Linked DNA regions of Mus musculus: regions 1 and 3 are each linked to region 2. The links are chromatin loops, found by intact Hi-C in ENCODE. Cell type or tissue: gastrocnemius. All regions are shown on one strand. Region 1 has its middle 9.7 kb from the start of Nuak1. Region 2 has its middle 8.5 kb from the start of Gm40726. Region 3 holds the start of Nuak1 (NUAK family, SNF1-like kinase, 1).

What was found. A loop is a pair of places that touch in the nucleus more often than their neighbours do. Peaks named below come from ENCODE experiments on the same cell type or tissue, not always from the same donor. Only the 100,000 strongest peaks of a DNase experiment are listed, where the experiment ranks them.
Region 1: it touches region 2 in a loop (5-fold over the local background); 5 of 42 quality-filtered maps call a loop at or near these places.
Region 3: a loop joins it to region 2, with 2.8 times the contacts of the local background. A loop is called at or near these places in 20 of 42 quality-filtered maps.

The regions. Positions count from the first base shown.
Region 1 is chr10:84,447,879-84,452,878 of GRCm38, reverse strand. No RefSeq gene overlaps it. Among named protein-coding and RNA genes, the nearest start is that of Nuak1, 9.7 kb to the right of the region's middle. In gastrocnemius, a CTCF peak has its summit at 1,960 (motif pointing right); DNase peaks (open chromatin) are centred at 781, 1,981 and 2,862; H3K27ac peaks cover 1,997 bases.
Region 2 is chr10:84,017,478-84,022,477 of GRCm38, reverse strand. No RefSeq gene overlaps it. Among named protein-coding and RNA genes, the nearest start is that of Gm40726, 8.5 kb to the left of the region's middle. In gastrocnemius, CTCF peaks have their summits at 2,017 and 2,873 (motif pointing right); DNase peaks (open chromatin) are centred at 2,015 and 2,875; H3K27ac peaks cover 1,527 bases.
Region 3 is chr10:84,437,894-84,442,893 of GRCm38, reverse strand. It overlaps Nuak1 (NUAK family, SNF1-like kinase, 1), which reads left to right and starts at 2,226. Exons shown (of 7, transcript NM_001004363.2): 1 at 2,226-2,779. The coding sequence starts at 2,537. In gastrocnemius, CTCF peaks have their summits at 2,307 and 4,690 (motif pointing right); DNase peaks (open chromatin) are centred at 3,486, 4,263, 4,670, 4,986 and 5 more places; H3K4me3 peaks cover 4,370 bases; H3K27ac peaks cover 5,000 bases.

The sequences.
Region 1 (5,000 bases), 430 kb before region 2:
ATGGAACACGGGGTCCCCAATGGAGGAGCTAGAGAAAGTACCCAAGGAGCTAAAGGGGTCTGCAACCCTCTAGGTGGAACAACAATATGAACTAACCAGTACCCCCCGAGCTCGTGTCTCTAGCAGCATATGTATCAGAAGATGACCTAGTCGACCATCAGTGGAAAGAGAGGCCCATTGGTCTTGCAAACTTTATATGCCTCAGTACAGGGGAACGCCAGGGCCAAGAAGTGGGAGTGGGGAGGGAGGGGAATTGGGGGGAGGGTTTGGGGGACTTTTGAGGTAGCATTGGAAATGCAAACGAAGAAAATACCTAATTAAAAAAATAATAATATTAAAAAAGAAATTGTCAGCAAACACACACACACACACACACACACACACACACACATACAAATAACAAGAGCTCTTAACCATGAGGCCAAGGCTCCAGCTTTCTTTACCTATGTCTCTGTTGTGCTAGTTGGTCCATAACTTTTGTGAAGGGTGCAGCAGAAGCACGGATGGCAGGTTTCTAAGATATACTGACTAAGAGCCCTTTGGGTAAATACGCAGGTGTGGTATAGCTGTGGCCCAGGCATTTTGGTGAGTTCTTCTGGGCCATTAAGGTACTGAGGGATCCAAACTCTGGATCGCTGCTGTGCTGGGCTAGTGTGGATGGAGAGGTTGCTCAGCCTCCTGCTTCAGTAAGAGGTTCTTTCCTCTTCTCCTGGACTACCTGAGGTTGTACCCACAGATGAATGGCCTCTCCTATTCACCCTGGAGACTTGATCTCTGGGGTCAGAGTCTACTCGGCCCCCTGCTGTGTGTGTCTTCTAGGTGTGGCTGGATCTGGCTCTGAAGACTGAGCTGACGTTAATTAAGGTGGTCAGAGTGAGAGCAGAGCAAGGAAGAAAGGACTTCTGGGTAGAAATACTCCATGGAAACTTTGATTTCCCAGAGTGCACTTCTAGGAAAGCAAAGGCCCCAAGAATCCGATCAACCTCTTTTAAAAAAGAACAGTAGGGTAAGACAGCTGCTCTCTTTGCAAAGGCAGGAACCAGGTGGGGCCAGGCTGAGCCTTCTGTCCTGTCCCTTGTTTTTTTCTGGCTCATAGTATTCTAAACTAGAGGTTGAACACTCATTGTATTCTAATTTATTATAAAAAGGATATTGGGAACCCAAACTGGACTGCTCTCACCAGGGTTTATTAAGATCCCTGCTTTTAGAAGGGACAACTGAAGCCTGAACAGCTTGTGTTAGCATCATGGTGGGAAGTGTTAGCAGACCCTGACTCTAACTTGGCTCTGATCTAACAGTGGACATTCCACATACACTCCTGCACTGTTGGTGGATGTTTTAAGTATATCTAATTTTTTTTAAACTTACCACTCTACCAATTTGGTAGTTAGTGCTCTGACCTTGAAGGTCAGTTAGTGATGGATGTGGCCCCCTTCACTTCATACCAGTCTCACCATTTCAACACATCTTCCTGGTTTCACAAGTTCTTTGAGCCTCTGTCACAGGATGTGAACATTTTCCCCCTCCCTGTGATAGACACATACATGGGCTCTGTGAGTCTATGCACACCTGTGTCCCGAGCTTGGGAGCAGGCACAGACGCTCCTGGCTAGATTCCTGTACATTTTTGTTTCTTCCTCTGAAATCCTATTGAAATCAGCAAAGATTGTTCCTGTTTGATCTCTTATCCCCTCTCCTAGCAAAGAGATCACCAGTTTGTTTGTTTGTTTGTTTGTTTGTTTATTAGCATAGTTAGGTAGTGAACCCTCTTAACAACTGTAACTGTTGGGGGGGAGCCCACCTTACCTGCCCCCTGCCCTGAGGACATCACACCTCTGGGTTTCGGCTGAATTTCCACTCATCCTAGTTTGCCCTCTCATTCCTGATTATTGTTTTAAGTCTGGACTCAGGAAAGTGAATCATCTCTCTTCTCGCTGCAATTGGGAATTCACGTTGTAAAAAGACGTAGCCACTGGGTGGCGCTGTGGGAAGACATTTGTCCGGGTAAAGGCGGCTGAGTACTTCTCTGAGAGAATTCGGGCTTGAAGCGGTGGAGACTTTGTAATGGGGGCAGGCTGGATAGATTGTGGTGGGCCTGTGGTAGGGGCATGTGTTGCTTATCCGAGTGTGAGCTTTCAGGGTTTGTGTGTGTGTGTGTGTGTGTGTGTGTGTGTGTGTTGTTTTTTGTTTTTGTTGTTATTCACTGCCTGCTAATTTGGGCACTCTGTGCTGTGAGGTCAGAGGTTTCATGAACCTTAAGCACTTGTATTGAAGGAAACAGGGAAGGCCAGATGGGTGGGACAAGGGTCTCCAGCACATTTCTGGAAGTTTCTCAGCTGTTCCCATCTGTCCTGCAGTTTCTTTGGGAGTCACTATTATACAATTCGATGGCCCGTGAGCTCTTCCTGAGGGCTGAGAACACTTTTCTATGACTGTGAGAGAGATGTATGTCTAACTGTCATGTGACAGGGAAGTAACTGGGTCCTGGCTGCTTATTTGTAAGCTGTAAGACCTCAGCGTGGCCTCTCACTCTCATTGCTTCTCTGTGACAAGCAGGGAAGATAAAAATACCAAATCCCCAGTCAGATACCATTACGAGTATTAAGAGATCACTGGTAGTAAGGTGTCCTGTAAACTGTAAAATACAACCCCAGTGGAGGTGTCAGAAACCCCCAGGGGGCAGAGATCCATCCTGTCTCTTCATCCAGGTTGCCACCTCGATAAACATCACTACCGATACTCCTACTATAGGTTAGATGCATGAATGGGCAGGGGTGTCCATGCCCCACGCAGCACGGGGCAGATTGGATAAGTGCCTGGCTTCAAAGGGTGAGGTCAGGAGCGGGATCCAGGACGCAGGCCCTGAAGAGGAATCTGGGGCTTGTGCCTCATCTGCTAGGAGAGCATCTAGCACAGTTCCAGCCAGCTGGCCCCTGGAGAGCCTGGCTCTGCTCAGGCTCAGCTGCCAGGCTCAGGCCACCTCAGGCCCCAGTGACTTCTCCCTGAGCAGGTGGGCCTAGAGTTTTGTCATCATCACTGGCTCTCAGATGACCGGCCTGGAATGTCCTCCCTCTCGTGCCCATTTTGAAGGCCTTAGTCCCTGGTGACTGTAAACATATCGGATGCAGGGCCTGACACAGAGACGCCATGGATCTTGGCCGATTGGGGCTGGGAGGCCTGTCTCCCATGGCTAACAAATACAAACAAAAACAGCCCAGGTAAACAACTTCGGGCAAGTGTGGAGGAAAGCCACGTCTGAGCCTATTTTTCCTGACCTACTTTTTTTGTTTGTTTGGGATAAAATTACCTGGGAAGTTGTCACTGCTTCACATGGTGGTCATGGATCTGTAGAAAAAAACTCTAATAGTAACTTTATTATAGTGGCAAGTACTATTTTGTCAATGCTTACCTAGTCATTACTATACACTATATACCTTAATTAGCCCCATGAAGTGATTATGAAGCGTATTGGATTACCTCTGCCACCTCTAGGGCATGCTACTGCTATAGCTATTTTCTGGACAAGAAATGTGAAGGTCAGCCACTTCCTGGATCATAGAATTAGGAATTGGAACTTAAACCATGCATTTGCTCCTTTATTCATTCTACAAATTATTAATTATCGAGCTTGGACTATGCACCAGGGGCTCATGTAGAGAAGCAATACTGTCAAGATCCCCTCTCTATGCAGACAGCATGGCAAAGGATGGGGGGGGGACACGGTTGGGGGAGGGGGATGGTAAGGAGAGGGGGGATGGCAGGGAGAGGGGGATGGCAGGGAGAGGGGGATAGTAGGGAGTGGGGGATGGCAGGGAGAGGGGGACATGGTAAGGAGAAGGGGTGGTAGAGAGGGGGATGGTAGAGAGAGGGGGATGGTAGGCACAGGGGATGGTAGGGAGAGGGGGATGGCAGGGAGAGGTGGGAGGATGGGTGGGGGAATGGTAGGAGGAGGGGGATGGCAGGGAGATGGGGATAGTAAGGGGGAAGGGATGAAATCCTGGGCAGGAAGGAACAAAGCCTGACATCTAGGGAAGGCTGAGTCACTGAGCTGAGTGGATCAGAGGGCAGAACCCAGTCCCTAACAAACTGTCCAGGCCAAATGCTCAGATTTCAACCCAGTGGAGATTTCTGTAGATCCATCTTTCCTGGAATTTGTCTTCACCTCTTTGCCTGGCTTATACATTTCTGGGATAGGCAATACAGTAATAATTTATGAAGGAAATAAAAATAAATGTATCCACTCCTTTTACCCATTTATTGACTCCTCCCATCTATCAATCTATATATCACTCCCATCTATCCATCTTCCTGTCTGTCCATCTGTTCATCTGTCAGTCCATCCATCCATCTGCCTGTCCATCCATCCATCCATTCACCAAACAATGTAAGGAAACCAATTAGTACTAGTCAGATCTATGCTCCTGCTGGAAATAAGAATAAGACATCATACATCTGTATTTGGACATCTGATAACCACTAGCTACTTGTAGCTACTGAGTTCTTAAGATGTGGCTACACGACACAAGAACATATATATATATATATATATATATATATATATATATATATATATATTTATATAAGTATAAAATGTATAATTTTTCTATAATATACAATACAATTGTATATATTACAGAATCATATAAGATAAATATGCATTATTTACTATGTAGAATAAAATGTATTATTTATATATAAAATAGTGAGCTAAAATTTTATATAAAAGCTAATATTTAAATGAAACAAACCAGAAGCCACCTAACATTGTCTGGTAAATGTAAGTTCCTTGCTTTCATAGGGTCATATTCCAGTGCAACCACTGAACATTAGCCCTGAAATGACCTTGGTATACACAATCGATTTTAGAAGACAGCATAAAAAAGAATGTAAACTATTTCACCAATTAGCAACCTTAATGCATTAAATATTGAAGTAGTATTTTGGGATATCTGCTAATATCAGACACAATATCAAAAGGTGTTCCTTTTCCTTTTAAGGCTG
Region 2 (5,000 bases):
ACAAGGACCTGGGTTCAAATCCCCAGAACCCAAATAAAAGCCAGATACATAATGTGAAAGTCTATAGTTAGCTAGTAGCTCTCAACCTTCCTAATGCTGGCATCCTACCATACAGTTATTTCCTCATGTTGTGCTGATCCCACAACCATGAAATTATTTTTGTTGCTGCTTTATAACTTTTGCTACTGTTACGATTTTTGTGATGTTAGTGATTTTGTTACTGTTATGAATCGTAATGTAAATATCTGTGTTTCCCAATGACCTCCACAAAGAGGGCATTCGACCCCTCCAAAGGGGTCGTGTGACCCACAGGTTGAGAACTACTGTTCTGTAATCCTAGTTCTTCTACAGGAGAGTAGGAGGTGAATCTAGAGACCCTGTTTCAAACAAGGTGAAAGGCAAAGCCTAAGACTTGAAGTTGTACTTTTAGCCTCCACACAGGGGTCATGGTTCATGTGTACCTGTACTCCTGCATTTGTGCCTGTGTGTGCATGCACGTGCACAAGCACACACACACACACACACACACACACATCTGTTCTGTCTCCCCCCAGGAGCATGCGTCTGAGTTAACTCTCAGGAGGCTGGAAAAAGACTCTCTTGAGGGCTACACATCCAAGCTTGAAACTACCCTGCTACAGCGTCCCAACTGAATCTTCCACAGGCTTGAGAAAAGTCTCTCATCAGTACCGCTAGCCCAGCCGATCCAGCTGAACTTCCCACTGTGGAGCGAACTCTTCATAGCACAGTGTCCTTAAACAGGTTTCAGGACCAGCTCTAAGATGCCAGCCCATGGCCTTGGACTCATTCTTTCTGTTGTTATGATCCAGGGCCTTAGGTTAAAAGGGTCTATGCATGGGCACATGCATGTGTGTATGTGTGTGTGTGCGCATGTAGGTGTGTGAAGGGGTGAGGTCAGAGAGACACCTGGGGCAGCTTGGGTCTGCATTTGCACTGCCAGTGAAACATCACAAGCTAGATACCTGAGCACTGTAAATTGAACCATTTCAGAGCAAGTCATCTGATCCCACAGTGTGGCCCCTAGGCCCAGAGGTCTGAATGCCTTCCTAATGACATCACTGCCCTTGCCGCAGGGACAACTCCCCTCATCACTCACCCGATGTCATAAGGGCTTCGCCTAAGCCCTTCAGCCTTCCAAGTAGACTTTTGTGTGTGAATGGGGGCAAAGGTATGTTTCCTGTCATGCACCCACAAGGAGGGACTCGAAATGGCCCAACAGCCCATTAACCGTTTACCCTGAAAAGAGGTGAGAAGAGAGAAGGCTGGGGAGGGGGAAAACAAACCTAATTCCCAGTATGATTCAACTAGCTAGCAGAAGCTAAAATCAGGCTTCTTGCAGCTCCCATCTAATCCTTAGACAACCAAGCCCCCACACACACACACATGCCCATTGATTCTTTTGATCCCCGTTTTTGTGACTGACATGCAACTGGGGTTGCTTTTTCTAGGGTCTGGACCTCACAGGGCAGCTGTGGAGAGGGGTGCCTGAACCATCATCAGTCTGTGAAGGAAGATGGTGAGGCCCGGGTTCCTTAAGGTCAGATCAAATGAACTCTGCAAAGCAAAGCTGGAGAGATGTGTCACACTGCCAAGCCACTCTCCGGTATCATGGAGCCAAGGGATGCTCTCCGACAGGCCTCTCCTGTCTCGGAGACTGAAAACCGGCAGGAGACAACGCAGAAAACTGTCTTTAAAAATCATCAAGAAGGTGACCTCTGGTCTGAGGGGGGCTATTGTAAACTTCTTCCCTTTCGGTCTCCGATCGACTTTTGCTCCTGCCTACTGCCCTGCCCGCTCAGCTCCCATATGTGCAATGTACATAAGTACAGGCATGCAGAAATGTATGTGCATGCACAGATACATGTATACTGAGCATGAACTGCAGTGCACACACAACTGGAAGCTCCATGAAACTAAAAACAAGAGCTTTTCCTGAACACGCCCTGCTTCCACATCTGCTGAGAAGTTTGCTCTTGTTGACTCGTTGCAGCGCCCCCATGTGACGCCGTGGTGTATTACACAAGACCTTGGAAGGATCTAACAATGGCTTAAAATGCAATGCTGTTAGAACACTAAGTACGACTTTTCTCTTTCTACCTGATCTTCAGTGAGCCCATAACACTGAGATATAGTGTCAGGGAAAAGTTTTTGCCACCCTCAAGGCACGTCTGCAGGCGGACTTCCTGAGTTACACTGCCCTGAGCTAGGAACACAGCTCTGAAATGGACAGAGGTCAAGGTCAAGTCTGAGTCACTACAGCCCTTCATGAACTCTCTGCCGCTGTAGACTGAGCTGACATCCAGGATGAGAGTCTCCCCTACTGAAATTGAAGTTCTCATTAATACAGGGTTCCTCCAAATGGCGTGTAGGGGACATTAGCATCAGAATAACCTCCTAAAGCAACTGTTAGAATGTGGAATTCTGGCCACCACTCTCTGTCCATCTATTGTTACCAGAATGCAAGAACCTGTACTTTCAGTTTTCGAGTTGAAATATGTGCAACTTTGAGGAGCCATCATTATTTTCCCACAGCCCCCAAGATTGGTGACTTGTGTTTTAACACAGCATTTCACTCCATAAGCCAGCAGGGCAACTTCAGACCCTGTGGTGAGAGAACGGCTTAAGAATAGGAGGTTCCTGGTGCTTTGCCGGTTTTTCCCACGGAAGCAGCTCCACGTACTACCAATACAAAGACCCAGCCTGAGTTAACTTCATCTGTTCTTTCTATATTTGTGCATCCCTGAAAGAGCACACATTGATGAGGGAGCAATGAGGCTTCTGAAGTGAAGAACGCTACCTGGACACTCAGGCCTGCGAAGCAAAGAGGAACAGTTGGAATTAATTGTCCTCCAGAGGGCGCCAACTCGGGCTGTAAGCGGAGCATCCTCTAAGTCTCGCGGACTCACTGCTTCCTGGTTGGGAAATCTTGCTCAGGTTACCTCCTTTGCCTCTTAGAGACAGTAGGTGCCTGCCTCAGTAAATACATGGTTATAATTAATTTCAGAAGCTCCTAAAAGTAGTTGCAGAGAGAGACGATGTGAGACACGGAGATGAAGTTAATCAAAAAGCTGCCCCCATACTTAAGTCTTAAATGAAGAAGTCTGAGACTCCTCCCCTAGCCTTTCCCCTCCCCCTGGCCCCTTCTCCCCTCCCCCTAGTCCCTTCTCCCCTCCCCCTAGTCCCTTCTCCCCTCCCCTAATCCCTTCTACTCTCCCTGCTCCACTTCTACTTCCTCCTACCCACCCCAACCCTCCTACTCCTCCACTTCCCTGGGACCAGTCATCTTTTAAGTATCTCAGTGATATGAGGCATCTTTCTGTTCCTAGACTCACACAAGCACTGATGGTCCTAACCAGGAAAACGAGGTGGGTCTTACAAGTTTCTGCGTTGGGAAAGTGAAATGTACGTAGACTTTTGACTGCCTTGGGCTCAGGACATTGATTGTTCCTATCTTTGGCAAAGGATAGAATGAAACACGAGTTGACTGCTATTGAGCCACGGTACAGAGCGATTTGTGGTTACAAGGTATTGGAAGGGCAGAATCTCTCCCTTTAGGAGGTGCCCAAGAACCAAGAGAACAAACTAACGGAGCAGCGAGATTCTGGGCTTTGACCATGATGGTGGGTTCTGCCTCCAGCTCTGTTGCTTACTAGTTGTATGACCCAGGTTCATAGGCTCACACTCTAAATACAATCTAAACCTTACTGCTGTTAGGAAAGATGAGGCTCAGATCAGTTTTGCTGCCTGGTAGATACAACTGTCTGGTTCTATTCTATTCTGGTGCTTCTGAGCCCCAAACCTTTGTTCACTGCTGTGATGTCTCTGCAAGAACTCACTTAGCTTATTATATATTCCCTTAATTTACCCTGTTTTCACACCTACCCCTCTCCTATTTCTTCCTCTTTGGGATTTTATGTATGTCCTTAGAAGGTTAGTACCTTAAAAACTATATAGAACTTTGATTTGTATGTATATTATATTTTAATATCCTCTAATAGTCTTGCTCTATAAATCAATTCCCAGCTTTTGTGCTTAGTGCTGGGATGTTTAGAGAGATCCATATTACCAGTCTCAAGTTTGCCCCAGAGAATACCACATGGAGAACATTAGAAAAATACCAATTTTTCCTGACCCCAATTCCACCGGTGCTTTGTGAATTTATCCCAAGTGGAGGCCAAACTTCTCTCTGGAAGGAAGAGAATCCCAGGCCTACTTCTCTGGGGCTCAGTAAACCCCTGTGGCAAAGACAGGTGACAATGACTCTTAAGATAATACTAAAAGGAGAGAAAGGGGGAGCAACTTACCACCAAAGGGGTGCAGTAAGGAAAAACAAAACTTGCCCTGCCCTCTGTAAGACAGACATGATTCATCTTTCAGTCCACTTAATTGCCCAGGTTTTACTGAGTGCTTCTATGTTTAAGGAATCTATGCATGGATGGCATTTGTATGGTCTCGGTATTCAGTGCTCCCAATTCCAATCTAGCACAGCTTCTCAGCGCTATGTGATGGCATGGGGCTTGACCCAGGAATCTGCATTTGGAACAAACGTAGTAGGAGAAAATGGGTTGATGGTCTCAGGCAAAAAAAAAAAAAAAAAGGTCCAGCCAGTTTATGAAAAGCAGGCTATTTTGAATATATATTTAGCAATGTGCCCCATTTCCCTCCTCTGTAATTTTCAGGAAAACAATCTCTTTTCTTATGCATCTTCAGTAACAATCATAGCTTTGACACCCTCTGCCCCTTGCTAGACTTTCTATACATGATGCAAAATGCATGCATTTGCTGTCCATTGTTCACCCAGATTACACAGTAGCTAGAGAGGGACCTTCTATGTCATTGCCAAGTGGACTTCTCCATCTCAGATGAGCCAACTGAAATTGAAATGCTGGCCAAGGTCTTAACCCTGCCCTCCTCTGTTTCTGGCTGCAAAATCCCAAGAGGCCCAGAGCGGACTCACCTTCTTAGCAATTGAAAGGCCC
Region 3 (5,000 bases), 420 kb before region 2:
GGACGAAGACCCTGCACTTGAGAGTGACCCTGCCCGAACAGGTCATCCGCCAAATCAAACATCTATCATCTTCCTGGCTGAACACATCAAAAGAATATTTGCCCAGGCTGCTTTTCCAGTCCAATCTTCCTGGGGGACTTTCTTGTTCCCTTTACAGGGAGTCTCAGCCTGAGCCCACTGTGCACTGCTTGTCAAGATGAGGACATGGGACAAGGCACTTTACTCTGTAACTAAGTTCCCAGGTGGAAGACACAGTGATTGTGGTACCTGCATGGAATCTTTCAACCGAGGCAAGTTATATAGCCAGATATGACCCTGAAGGGGGCAGTGGGGTAATAGTTTCCTACCACATGCTGGGGGAGGGAAGGGACCAGAACACTTGGCATTTTAATTACTAATGTAGAGACAATCTATTTACCTGAAATCCAAACCAAAAACTAAAACCAATTAGACCCACTAATGCATATTTGAAGAACAAATGAAAGTCTTAAGAGATTAAGTCATCCAACCAATCCGGTGGGGGTGGGAGCTCTCCCTGCAGGCCACCAACTTGTCTCTCAATCTACATGCAGGGATGTCTACAGACCATTTAAAAGCTGCCTACAGTTTCAGGATGGGGAATGGGGAGGGGGAGGGGAAGGAGAGGGTGTCCCTGAAAGGGCTAGTGGAACGAATAGACTGGGGCATGGTCTTTGCGTTTTTTTGTCTTATGTGAGTGCTTTTAAGGTAGGCAGGGACCGGCCGAGGGTTTCAGGCATCAGTAAGATAAGTAAATAAAGTTTGGAGATAAGACCATTATCAAGTCCAGAACTGAGCGGAGGAGTGAGGGCCGACAATGGGTGTGTTTCAGGCCATGACTCTGACAACAGGGGTGGGGGCGAGGGGCGTCTCGAGAAGACAGGCTGTTGCTAGAGTCCAGTGTAAGGTGAGAAGTAGACAAGAGTGAAGTCAGAAGGAATTTGGAGGGCGGGAGGAACCTGAGGGCTGCAGAAGGAAGTGCCAGTACTTGGAGACTACACCAGATGCTCTTCCTGGTCGGTCTTCCCACCCTAGTGTGGAACAATGTAATTTATGTGAAATTACTTTAAAAAATTTCTCAAGATACCTTTAATTTTTTCATGTCTTATTTTTCCTCCCTTCATCTCAGGAGAACCAGGGCAGCCTTGCTGGGAGGCCTTCCTGCCTGACCTTCACCTGGTGGGGTGAGATCTGGCCGTTTTAGTCAAAGGAAAATTCCCATCGCCTGAGGGGGTCAAGAGGCCTGCAAGTGGCCTCTGGCTTGGACAAGGAACTGCTCAGCAGGCCAAGGCCTAGGCTTATCTCAGAGCCTTGGTTTGTCGGAAAGGGGTCTTTCCAATGGCGCTGGGCAGCTCAGGGGACCCAGCTCCATCCAGGCCCCCACTTCCCTCCTCTTAGGTGTTGGTCCCTGTTGGACTCCCGAACTTTACCGGGAGATCGGAGCCCTGGAGAAGGGCCGGGTTCCTCCTTCGAGCCTCCCTTCGTTCCTGACTCCGCCTTTCTCCCTGAGAGAGCCGGGGTTCCGAAGCATCCCTCTCGGGGACTTTCCAGGCTCCGCGGTTGCTCCAGGAGGGCCCTGCCCTGACCGTGCCGGAGCTGGGGGCCTGCAGGGCCTCGGCGGCTGGAGGGGACTGTGACTCACCGCCGGTAACCCAACACCGCTGGGCCTCCTTTCAACCCAGCCTCCCCCTGCTCCAGCGAGCCTGGCGGCCTCCGCCACACCATAACAAACATGAAGAAGGGTGGCCCAGGAGGCTACAGCCCCGGGCCACAGAGCGTGAGCCTGGCTCTGTGCGTTGTCGCCTCTGCGGCCTCGGGGACCTGCGACCTTTATCCGAGGCCGATCGGCCCAAGCTAGCTGCGGACGGCCCGCAGTAGTTCCGGAGGGTGAGTGCGGGACGCTCGGGGAGGGGACAAGAGCACTGACGATCCCCAACCCCTCCACCTCGACCCACCCGGGACCTTGCGTCCCCACCCGGCGAGGACAAAGCAGCCGGGCCGCCGCCCCGGCCTGCGCCGCGCCGCACAAAGAGTGAACAACGACACGCACCCCGCCCCCTCCCTGCTCGGTGGCCCGGCGCGGAGGTGGGGACACCCGGGCGCCCGCCCCGCGTTCCCCTCTCGCCCCGCCCCGTCTGCGCGTCCTCCCGGCGCGGGGGCGGGGGGCGCGGCGCCCCACATAACACTCCTCTCCAGCGCGCGGAGCCACCCTCTCCCCTCCTTCTCGCCAACACCACCGCCTCCCCTGACATCGCTGCCACCTCGCCGGACGCTCCGCAGATTGCCGCGGCTGGCCAGGGGGCGGTGCGCCGAGCGTGCGCGCCCGGGACGCCAGATGTGCAGTCGCCGCCGCCGCCGCCGCTAGTGCCCCAGCGGCAGCCAGAGCCAGGTCGGGTCGTCTCAGCAATGCTGCTGCGGGGGCGACCTTGAACGCACCCCGGTTTCCCTCGGTGGGGACCACCCCGAGCCCCTGTGCCGGGACCTGCCCTCTCCAACTCGGCTCGCCCTGCGCTTGGTCATGGAAGGGGCGGCAGTGTCCGCGGCAGGGGATGGCCCTGCTGTAGAGACCGGCTTGCCGGGCTCTCCGCTGGAGGCGGTGGCCGGGGCGACTGCAGCCCCAGTGGAGCCCAGGAAGCCGCACGGGGTGAAGCGACATCACCACAAACACAACTTGAAGCATCGCTATGAGCTGCAAGAGACCCTGGGCAAAGGTACCTACGGCAAAGTCAAGAGAGCCACCGAGAGGTTTTCAGGCCGAGTGGTGAGTAAGGGAAATTCCTGGAGGGGTTCGAGCTGGTTCCCTGGTGGCCCAAGATGGGGGCGGGGAGACGGTCTGGGGGCACCACGCCACCGGGGCTCCCTTCTCTAGAAAGGTTTCAGCAGAAGCCCCCAGTCAGACTCCTCACTTTCCTTTCAGCACCCCGTGACTCAGGTGTATATCTCCGAAAACACTTGTTACATCTTGTCTGCACATATTTTGGGGGCTTCTCTCACCCCACCTTTTTTATTTTTTTATTTTTTACCCCAGCTAGCAAAGTAGTGTTTAGGATTCACATTTTGCAGCTTTGAGAACATGGGGTCTTCCCCAAAGACACACCTTCAGACCTTGTCCGGGAGTTCCTTATTTGTACAAACTCCAAAAAGACCTACATTATCAGCCATGAAGCTGGGCTCGAAAGTGTGGTGTCCTGTAGTTGCTCAGGACCCCCGCTTCTTTCCCATCTACCTGCAGTCCCACTTCTCCTTTCCACTGGGATGCTTGCTTACCCTGATGCTGCTCTTGCTGCAAAAGACAGACTCCTCCTGTCTATCAAACCTAAAAGCTTCTACTGAATGTCTGAGGTTTCTTGACAGCTTGCATTCCCGCCTCTGGCAAGCATGACATGTCCCTGGCAGGGGTGGCCATTCAGTCCCAGAGTTGATTTGCAGCAGGCTCGCTTGCCTTACCAGGTCCTGGCTTCAGGACTACTTAAATTGTTCAAGGGGTCTGGCCGGCCGCACCCGATACAGCTGAAGCTCTGCCAGGTGCCTCGGGGGCTCAGTATTGTCCCAGTTTTGGATTGTTGTCGGTTCCCCCTCTGCAGAACAGGCCCTTGAAATCCACACTGGTTGTGGCTAGAGTTGGGTTCAAAGTGACTGACTCTTGCAGAAAGAGTTTGTGTGGTGTATGGCAGAAATGCACATGGTTCTTTGATTTAAAGCATATCAGATGTACTTTAATCGATTTAGGGCCAAAGTCAGAAACTATGACGCTTCTCGTGTGTGCAGTTTTTCGGGGTACTGGGGGACTGGGGGAGGATGCTGTTGCTTATAAACCTAACCAGTAGCTACAGGGAGGGCAAAGCGAACTGTCAGTGTGTTGGTAGTATTTCTTTTTTATTTATATAGAGATAGTTCTGTGGAAACTGATTGCGGTCAGCAAGGTTTGCTCTTGTAATCTCAACTATGTGGCCAGCTGCAGAGCCCCTCCGCTTCTCAGACTCACTGCCCACGCTGACTTGCGTTATCATCTTTAAAACGTCTGTTATCAATGAGTTGGAGATAGGGATTTGTGTTCTTAAAATAAACTTCTCTGCCATACATGAATTTTATGATAATTGCGCAGGTGCCCTTTGCTTTCTAGACTGAGAATTCTGTGTGTGTGTGTGTGTGTGTGTGTGTGTGTGTGTGTTGGAGAGATTATCTGCAGATGAAGAGCCTGAGCAGCACGCTCATTCATGCGTTTCTTCCCGAGGTGACACTCCCCAGGCTGGACGTTGAATAAGCGGAAACTTAGTGTAGCTCCTTTCCCTGGTTGTCTTAATAGCTGATGAAGAATCGTGCTGGTAAGTTGGAAAGCAGGATAATGAAAAACAGGCGCTGTCTGAGGTGCAGGTTGAAGATGTGAGAAGGTGAGGGGTCGGAGCAGGGAGGGCAGGCCTGGAATCTGTGGTGGGGACCCTCACATTCTCACACCTAAGTGCTTGTGAGACAGCTCAGCCAGGCTTGGAATCTTTGTGGCATATGCTTGGCCGCTGAGCTCCATTGTGGCTTCCAGTCAGGCAGGCGTTCTTCTAGCTGTCTGATCCGCAGGCTGGGTTAGACTTGCATTGGTAGGCAGGCGCCTGCCTTCCTCTTTGGTGGGTGTCTGGAAACATTCTGCCAGGATTTAGCCTCATGGCCACTAGGGGGCGCCCAGAGAACGACAGAGGCTCATTTCTCCTCTGCAAGACCAGTCAGTCAGCTGTTATTGTCTGGTTCACCCTCCCTCCCATTGTGCTATTAATTTCAGCGAAATCTCTTGTTTTATTCAAAAAATTATGTAAAGATTTTGAAGCTGTCAGTAGAATACAGGCCCAGGAACTGAGAGTTACCAAACGGCTTCACTTCTCCATGGGTTTGTTTTCTACTTGAGAGCTAAGTTGAAAAACGTTAGCAAGACCCTCTAGTGAACCCTCCCTTTTTAACAGATTGGAACCTGAGGTCTGGGGGCGGGGCAAGAA